Linked DNA regions of Homo sapiens: regions 1 and 3 are each linked to region 2. The links are chromatin loops, found by intact Hi-C in ENCODE. Cell type or tissue: heart right ventricle. All regions are shown on one strand. Region 1 overlaps CRACDL (CRACD like). Region 2 overlaps MGAT4A (alpha-1,3-mannosyl-glycoprotein 4-beta-N-acetylglucosaminyltransferase A). Region 3 holds the start of MGAT4A (alpha-1,3-mannosyl-glycoprotein 4-beta-N-acetylglucosaminyltransferase A).

Evidence for each region. A loop is a pair of places that touch in the nucleus more often than their neighbours do. Peaks named below come from ENCODE experiments on the same cell type or tissue, not always from the same donor. Only the 100,000 strongest peaks of a DNase experiment are listed, where the experiment ranks them.
Region 1: it touches region 2 in a loop (10-fold over the local background); 107 of 110 quality-filtered maps call a loop at or near these places.
Region 3: a loop joins it to region 2, with 2.8 times the contacts of the local background. A loop is called at or near these places in 45 of 110 quality-filtered maps.

The regions. Positions count from the first base shown.
Region 1 is chr2:98,832,296-98,834,795 of GRCh38, forward strand. It overlaps CRACDL (CRACD like), which reads right to left. Exons shown (of 10, transcript NM_207362.3): 4 at 567-702; 5 at 53-217. Among named protein-coding and RNA genes, the nearest start is that of LINC02611, 62 kb to the left of the region's middle. In heart right ventricle, no CTCF peak of the experiment used is centred here; a DNase peak (open chromatin) is centred at 1,552; H3K27ac peaks cover 2,500 bases.
Region 2 is chr2:98,648,308-98,650,807 of GRCh38, forward strand. All of the region lies in intron 8 of MGAT4A (alpha-1,3-mannosyl-glycoprotein 4-beta-N-acetylglucosaminyltransferase A), which reads right to left. Among named protein-coding and RNA genes, the nearest start is that of UNC50, 41 kb to the left of the region's middle. In heart right ventricle, CTCF peaks have their summits at 1,301 and 1,502; a DNase peak (open chromatin) is centred at 1,304.
Region 3 is chr2:98,729,840-98,732,339 of GRCh38, forward strand. It overlaps MGAT4A (alpha-1,3-mannosyl-glycoprotein 4-beta-N-acetylglucosaminyltransferase A), which reads right to left and starts at 1,293. Exons shown (of 16, transcript NM_012214.3): 1 at 1,209-1,293. It overlaps LOC107985922 (a long non-coding RNA gene), which reads left to right and starts at 1,442. Exons shown (of 2, transcript XR_007087150.1): 1 at 1,442-1,856. RefSeq lists silencers at 1,301-1,630, 1,651-1,840, 1,947-2,241. In heart right ventricle, no CTCF peak of the experiment used is centred here; DNase peaks (open chromatin) are centred at 512, 1,122 and 1,442; H3K4me3 peaks cover 2,175 bases; H3K27ac peaks cover 2,203 bases.

The DNA.
Region 1 (2,500 bases), 180 kb after region 2:
CCCTCCAGGGCAGGTGTGGATGAAGACATGCAGTGGTACAGGCCGCACTTGCCTTTATGGTGGTACCAGGACCCACGTCGTGCAGCAGAGACATCTCTGGGGGGCTCCTGGGCAGCCCGTCGTCCTCAGAGCTCATGCCGGCATCCTCTCCCCGCTTGGCAGGAAGCCCCCCTGGAGGAGGTGGTGGCCCCATTTTCACATTACACTGTATTTTTAACTAGATTGGAATAAAGAACATGTGCTCTTATTTTCATCAATGATATTTATCAACAAATCCTCCTGCTCTAATTCATTCATGCTGGAAATGCCTTCAGTATCTTGGTGTGGTGCAGAGAACTGAACTGAACGTGCATCTGCCACCAGCTCTTCCACTGCCATCTCTTCTTTGTTCATCTAAGAATGAGTCGAGATCCCACTGCAGCTCATTTGGTGTGTCCTGGGGGAGCTGTCATGTACATGTGATTCTACTTTACAGCATATCAAATAAACCAAGCAGAAATCATTTAAAAACTTCTTGATGGATATTTGACTTGCACACCAGGCGACATGACCAAGGAAACATTTACCTGCAGAGCTTTAATCCGATCACACACATTTTCTTGGGAAAACACCCGCACAGGCCGAGTAGCGTCCTGTCCGGACTCAGGAATGAAAATACTGTCGTGAGAAAGGGCCCGGCTGCCCAGCGTGCCCCTCGACTCCCTAGGATAAAAGAGCCACTGTGAGACTCTGCCCACCTCCATCTTACTGACCCCTGGGGGGCTCAGAATGAGAAAGAGGGATGTGAGTGAACAGAACATCAAACAACACTCCCTCTGCTGCATTTACATTTCAGTGGTCCCTGACTTCAGTTCATCCACACGCTGTCAAATGCCAGTCAACTATTTGGAGCATTGCAGAGATAGGAATTTTCCTAGGAGATCTAAAGGTTGTGTGAATTATTTTTGTATTAATGAAAAAACCAAGGTTTGATAAGGTGTGAGGTGCAAGACAGCAAGCCTGCAGAGGGGAGGGGCTGGCACGGCCAGCTTCTGAGGAGGCCTGTCCCGGCTGCCCCAGGGAGGGTGAGGTCACGCCTTGTGGGCAAACATGCAGGCCCTCCGTGGGCTGAAGGCTGTGTGTGCAGCAGGCTGAGGGCCTGCTTGATGAACGCATCCTCACACACACCTCACACAGACCAAGACATACATCCGTGGGTGGTTTGAAATGAGAACTGCAAATCTGCAAAGCCATGGCCTCTTTTTATGACCTGGCACCATCTGTGTGACCAAAACCTCTGTGCCTGCCTAGATCCTGGAGCAGAGATGGTGGCCTTCTGTCATCGCCATCCCAGTCCTTTCCTCAGCTCTGAACTCAAGAATCTGATCTGGGACTGAACCCCCAGGACATTCACAAAATGTCCTAAAAGGATGTGGGAATTAGCTGTCAAGTTTTCCTAGCAGCACTGGCTGCCTGAACAATAGGTGGAAGGAGATGACTGAGATCTGATGATGAAGGAAGGAAAGCCTGCCTCTGCACACACTGGACATCTTGTGTGCACCACCCCACCCACTTCCCTCCTGCCACTCCCCTACCCTGGGCATCCTGTCCACTGTGGGGCATTAAGGACTCTGAGGTGTGGCCCTGTCCAACTGTAGATCAAACTGTGTTGGCTAATAATGCTTCCTTCTAATTAAACTCTCACGCCTGCAACAGTAAGCTTGCAAGTGGGAACCCATGGCTCCCAGGATGTGTGTGTCCTCACATGCCAGGGAGGGAACTACGCCAACTGAAGGAATCAGGACCTCCCTGCCAAGGGCAGCTCTTAACCCAAAGGTCACACACACACTTGGATATCCCTCCCCCAGTGGACAGCCCATGGCCCACACTCTCTGGGAACCACAACCACCACCCAAGCACCTCCGCTTTGGATGTAATGAGGAGTGGAGGCAGCATAAAGAGGCCTCTGCAAAAACACAAAATGGCACATGTGCAAGGCCATTCACTACAGCAATATTCAAAAGAGTGAAAGATGGGAAACACCTAGTGCCCCTCAGTAGGCATCTAACTGAATCAACCATGAATGTCATACAATGGAGGACTCCACAGCTGGTCTGATGGGCAGGAAGGTCTCTACACGCTGCATGCAGGCATCACCAGATACTACTAAGTGCAATAAATAACAACCACTGCAGAACAATGTTCACAGCATGTCAGCACTGCATGGGAAAGGGGGGCCTGGATATTATCTGAACATGTGTGTGTGTTTCTTATATTTTAAAAAAATGAAAATAGAAGAATAAATAACAAATAAATAAAAGTGGTTTTCTTTGGGGGAAAGAAATAACTAGATGAGGAGACATAGTGCAAAGATACCTACATTGACAACTTTGTCTTTGAAACTATGCAAACGTTTTATATAATTAAAAGATGAAACCAAACAAAAAGAGAAATAAAACAATCTCTAAAACTAGAAAACAAACACAAACAAATAAATCTAATTTTATATCAGATTGTTGGC
Region 2 (2,500 bases):
GGCCAACATGGTGAAACCCTGTCTCCACTAAAAATACAAAAAATTAGCCAGGCCTGGTGCCAAGTGCCTGTAATCCCACCTACTTGGGAGGCTGAGGCAGGAGAATCACTTGAACCCGGGAGGCAGAGGGTGCAGTGAGCTGAGATCACACCATTGCAGTCCAGCCTGGGCTAGAGGGAGACTATGTCTCGAACAAACAAACAAAAACAGCCTGGGCAACAAAGTGAGACCCTGTTTTTACAAAAAGTAAAAAAAAAAAAAATTAGCCAGGCATGGTGGTGCATGTCTGTGGCCCCAGCCGCACAGGAGGCTGAGGTGGGAGGATCATATGACCCAGGTCAAGGATGCAGCGAGCTGTGAACTGTGTTTGCACCACTGCACTCCAGCCTTGGCAAGAGAGGAAGACCCTGTCTCCAAAAAAAAAAAAAAAGCTCACTGACACCAGTGGACCAGTGGCTCAAACCTGTAACACCTGCTCTTTGAAAGGCAGAGGCAGCAGGATCATTTGAGGCCGGGAGTTCAAGACCAGCCTGGGCAACTTAGCAATACTCCCATCTCTACCAAAAAGAAATACAAAAATTAACCCAGTATGGTGGTGCATGCCTTAGTCCCAGCTTCCTGGGAGGCTAAAACAGGAGGATCACTTGAGCCCAGGTGTTTGAGGCTGCCATGAGCTATGACTGTGCCACTGCGCTCCAGCCTGTGTGACAGTCAGACTCTGTCTCTGAAAAACAAAAGAATGTTCATTGAATTTGACTTCGAAAGAACTGAACAATTAGAAACAATCTAAATGACCAACAAGAAGGTTGATTATGATATCTGAATAACAGGACTTCAAGAAGGGATTAAAAATCACACCAATCTGTATTTACTGGCATAGCAAGGTACCTATCAACAGTATGTTAAGTGACAGCAAAAAAGGTTATCAGACAGTACATACAGCATGATCCTCTACTGTAAAAGAGGGCTGTGTGAGAGTGACATCAGCGAGACAGAAACAGGAAACCCAGACACACAAGACACATTCCCCACACGAGACACAGATTTAAAATCTGAGCATTCCACAGCCAGAGGCCCTCTCTTGGGCACAGACCACAGTGAGGAAACACTCAATTCCCGACTTCTCCCTAAGGAGAGAAAGAAGTTGGTGTATACCCAGTGTTTTTGACTTTTTCGAGTGCAGCCAGAGGGAATGATTTCTGTCTCATCTAAATCATAGTGTCAGGAACAGGGCACCAGGTTGGGAGCTAAGAACAAAGGCCATCAGTTGGCACCAGAGGCTGCAGTACCAGAGACAGAAACTAGGTGGAGCTCCAGTACTGCAGCTTACTACAATACCAACAAGGCCACAGTGCTGCAGAGCTCCTGACTAGAAACCAGTCAACTTCAATTAGGAGATTACACCCACAAGCAGAGAGGACATGGCCCCAGAAAAGGCTCAAAGGGCTCCAGAGTCTTTAACTAGGCTGACTGAAGAAAATCCTTCCACTACAAAACCAAACTGCAAAGACTGGGAGAGGTGGCTGATTTTTCAAATGCCAAGATCCCAACAACAAAAAACAAGATATACAAATAAACAAAAATATGGTATATCCAAAGGAACAAGTTAAAACTCCAGAAACCAACCCCAAAGAAATGAAGACATATGAACTGCCCAGTAATTCAAAATAACTGTCATAAGATTGCTCAGTAAATTAAAAGAGAGCAGAGACAGACAACTAAATGAAATTTGGAATATGATGCATGAACAAAATGAGAATATCAATAGAGATAGAAACTATAAAGAGCCAAACAGAAATTCTAAAACTGAAGAATACAAAACCTGAATTGAAAATTTCACTAGAAGGACTAAACAGCAGACCTGAGCAGGCAGAAGAATCAGTGAACTTAAAGATAGGACTTTTGAAATTACTGAGGCACAGGAGCAAAAAGAAAAAAGAATAACAGAAAAATAGCGATACCCTAAGGGACCTATGGACAGCACAAAGTGAAACAACATACACATTATGAGAGTTCTACAAGGAGAAGAGAGCCTATTTGAACTTCCCAAATATGAGGATAGAAATGGACATACAAATTCAAAAAGTTCAAAGAACCCCAACTACAATAAATTGATCTACACCAAGAAGAATCATAATGAAGTTGTCAAAAGTCACAAAGAATCCTGAAAGCCATAAGAGGAAAGTGACCCAACAAATACAAGATAACGTCTATTAGATTATCAGCAGATTTCCCAGAAGAAACTTTATTATAGGCTAGAAGAGGGTGGAATGATATGTTCAAAGTGCTAAAACATACTAAACAAAAACTGGCCAGCCAAGAATATTATATCTGACAAAATTGTAATTCAAAAGTAAAGAAGGCCAGGCGCGGTGGCTCACACCTGTAATCCCAGCACTTTGGGAGACCGAGGCAGGTGGATCACCTGAGGTCAGGAGTTCGCGACCAGCCTGAACAACGCGGTGAAACCCCATCTCTACTAAAAATACAAAAATTAGCT
Region 3 (2,500 bases), 82 kb after region 2:
ATAAAATCCATGACGTAAGCCTATATAACTTTACACACCACAATTGTGGCAAAATTCATTTATTTGCCATTTATAAACGGGTCAGTAGTTTTCTTTAATACAGCTTACGTAATGTCATCGCCCAGTGCGTTTTCGGGTTTACACGTGTGGGTTAAAGAAATCTATGTCAAGATAACCTGTTCATCAAACTGTTTTTTAAACATTCAGAAAAAGAAACATAAACCACAAAACGCATATTTTTATTCTAAATTTACAGTCTACGTTCCAACGAACGACTGTCATTATCTTTTATCAAATAATCTGTCCAACAGCAAAAGCACAACAGCAAAATACGTGGAAAGCATTCAAAGCATACATTGTGCCTGCTTCTATTTTCCAATGCGGAATGTAGGCAATGAAACCGCTCCAGAGAAACACACTGTTGCGAGGAATAAAGGCGGGTGTGCAAGTGGCTCGACTGCCAGCTCAGAAAAGCTCGCCTCCGAGATGTCACCTGGCACACTTGGTGGAGTCACCGAGACCCAGCCTCAGGGTCCTACTGCAGCTTCCTCATTACGGAGAGAGCTGAGGCCTGGGGAAACGGGGGCTGCTCTTTCACGCGGGCCCCGCAGCCCTTCACTTTGTGTGAAAATTCCCTGCGAAGGCTGCACGGCCGGTCCCCTCGGGAGCAGCCCCTGCCCCTGCGCCTCGGACCGTCCGGCCCCGCCCACCTGCCCCGCGGCCCCCGCGAAAGCGCCGACTCCCGCGCAGCCCCCGGGTCCCACAGGCAGCTGTCCCTCCCCCTCCGCACCCCCCGGATCAGCACTTTGCTCCACTTTCCCCCAAAGTCGCCGAGCCCCGCCACGCCGGGGAGCGCCAGGAACGCACCAGGCGCCGAGCCGGCCGCAGAGAGGGCGCGCGACCCCGAGGGGTGCGCGGTGCGGGGCAGGGACGCTGGGAGGACGGCCCGGCCCGCGCCCCGCCGCCCGCCCCCGAGGCCCAGCCGCTCCCGGAGCCGGCCCCGCGCCCAGAGGCGCCAACAGCTCCCCCGCACAGAGCTCCGGCCGGGCCGCGGCGCAGTAGGCTCCTTTACCAGCAGGTGGATCTCCCGCAGCCCGGGGCCGCCAGCCCGGCCGCCGGCGCCGCCCCCAACTCCCGCGCCCTCCGCGCAGCCGCCCCGCGCCCCCTCCCGCCCCCGCGCGCCGCCGCTGCCGCCGCGAGCCCCTCACCCGCCGCTGGCGTCGCCGTGCTCCCGCGGCTGCCGGCGGAGCTGCTGTAGCCGCCGCCGCCGCTGCCGCCGCCGCTGCGGGCCGCCCCGCCCGCCCCGCCGGCTCCGCCCCCGCCGCTGGAGCGCCCGCCCCGCCCCGCCCCGCCGGGCCGCCCCGACCCCGCCAGCCATTGGCCGGCCCCGCGGGCCCCGCGCCCCGCGCCCCGCGCCCCACCAGTGGCCCGCGCGACTGTCACTTAGGGGCGCCGCCACGCAGCCTGCGGAGCGTTCGGGAGGCTGGCCCGGCTCATCGGTGTCACGGCGAGGTCCGGAGCGGAGCCGCGGTCTCGGGTCCCAGCTCTGGGCGCCGGCCTGCTCCCCGCCGCCCCGCTGCCACATCTGGCTGAGATCCTCCCGGCGCGTGCAGGGACCGCTCCGGCGGCCAACAAAGGCCCGGGCGAGCCCTCGGCCTGCGCCTCGGCGCGCGACCCGACCACCCGGGGCTGCCCCAGCTCCCAGGCGCCTGCCTGCCTCGACCCGGCCCCTTCCCAGCGGCGCGCCCCGCTCCGGGCCGCCCAAACTGGGCGGCCTCCCCGGGGACAGGTCCCGGGCCCAGCCCCACAGGAGCTCCCGAGGCCCCGCGGACGGTCGCGACAGCCCCAACTTCCCGGTGAGAACCCCGCGAATCGGCCAGAAGGGCTGATTTCAGCAACTGGGAAGGAGAAAAACAACTAGGGTTTCAACGCACATCGTTGGGTGCTAATGCCCCTGATTTTCCACTATGCCCCGTTTTCTTGAACCCCATGTCCTTATCTGTCGCCGTTTCACAAGGTTAGAGGTTAACTTCAAAGGCAAAAAACTGACTCGTTTGTAGAAAGCCTGGGTGGTCTGTCCCTGTTTTTCATAGTATCCATAGGACTTGTGCTAACAGTAACTACCCCTGGGTACGTCCTCTTTTGAATACTTAACTGTATAGCAGGCAACCGTATAGCAGGCATGGGTGTTAGATCGTTTATTGCATATCTCATGTTTTAAATTTATTCCCCATTTTTCATAAGAGGAAACTAGCTGAGAGGTGAAAGGGCTTGCCCAAGGTCACACAGCTGGTAATGGTTCAAAAACAAGGGATGTGTTAACTTTATTGCCGCAATAATCCTTACAGCAATCCTACCGAGTAACCTGTAAGGGAATTGAGGGGCCAAAGATCAAGGAGGCAGCCTTGTTCCTGCCAAACTCCCAAAGTAATAAGTAGATTCTTTTCAGAAAACAGTAATTTCAATAATCGAAAACTCTTAAGAGGCATCAATCAGAACA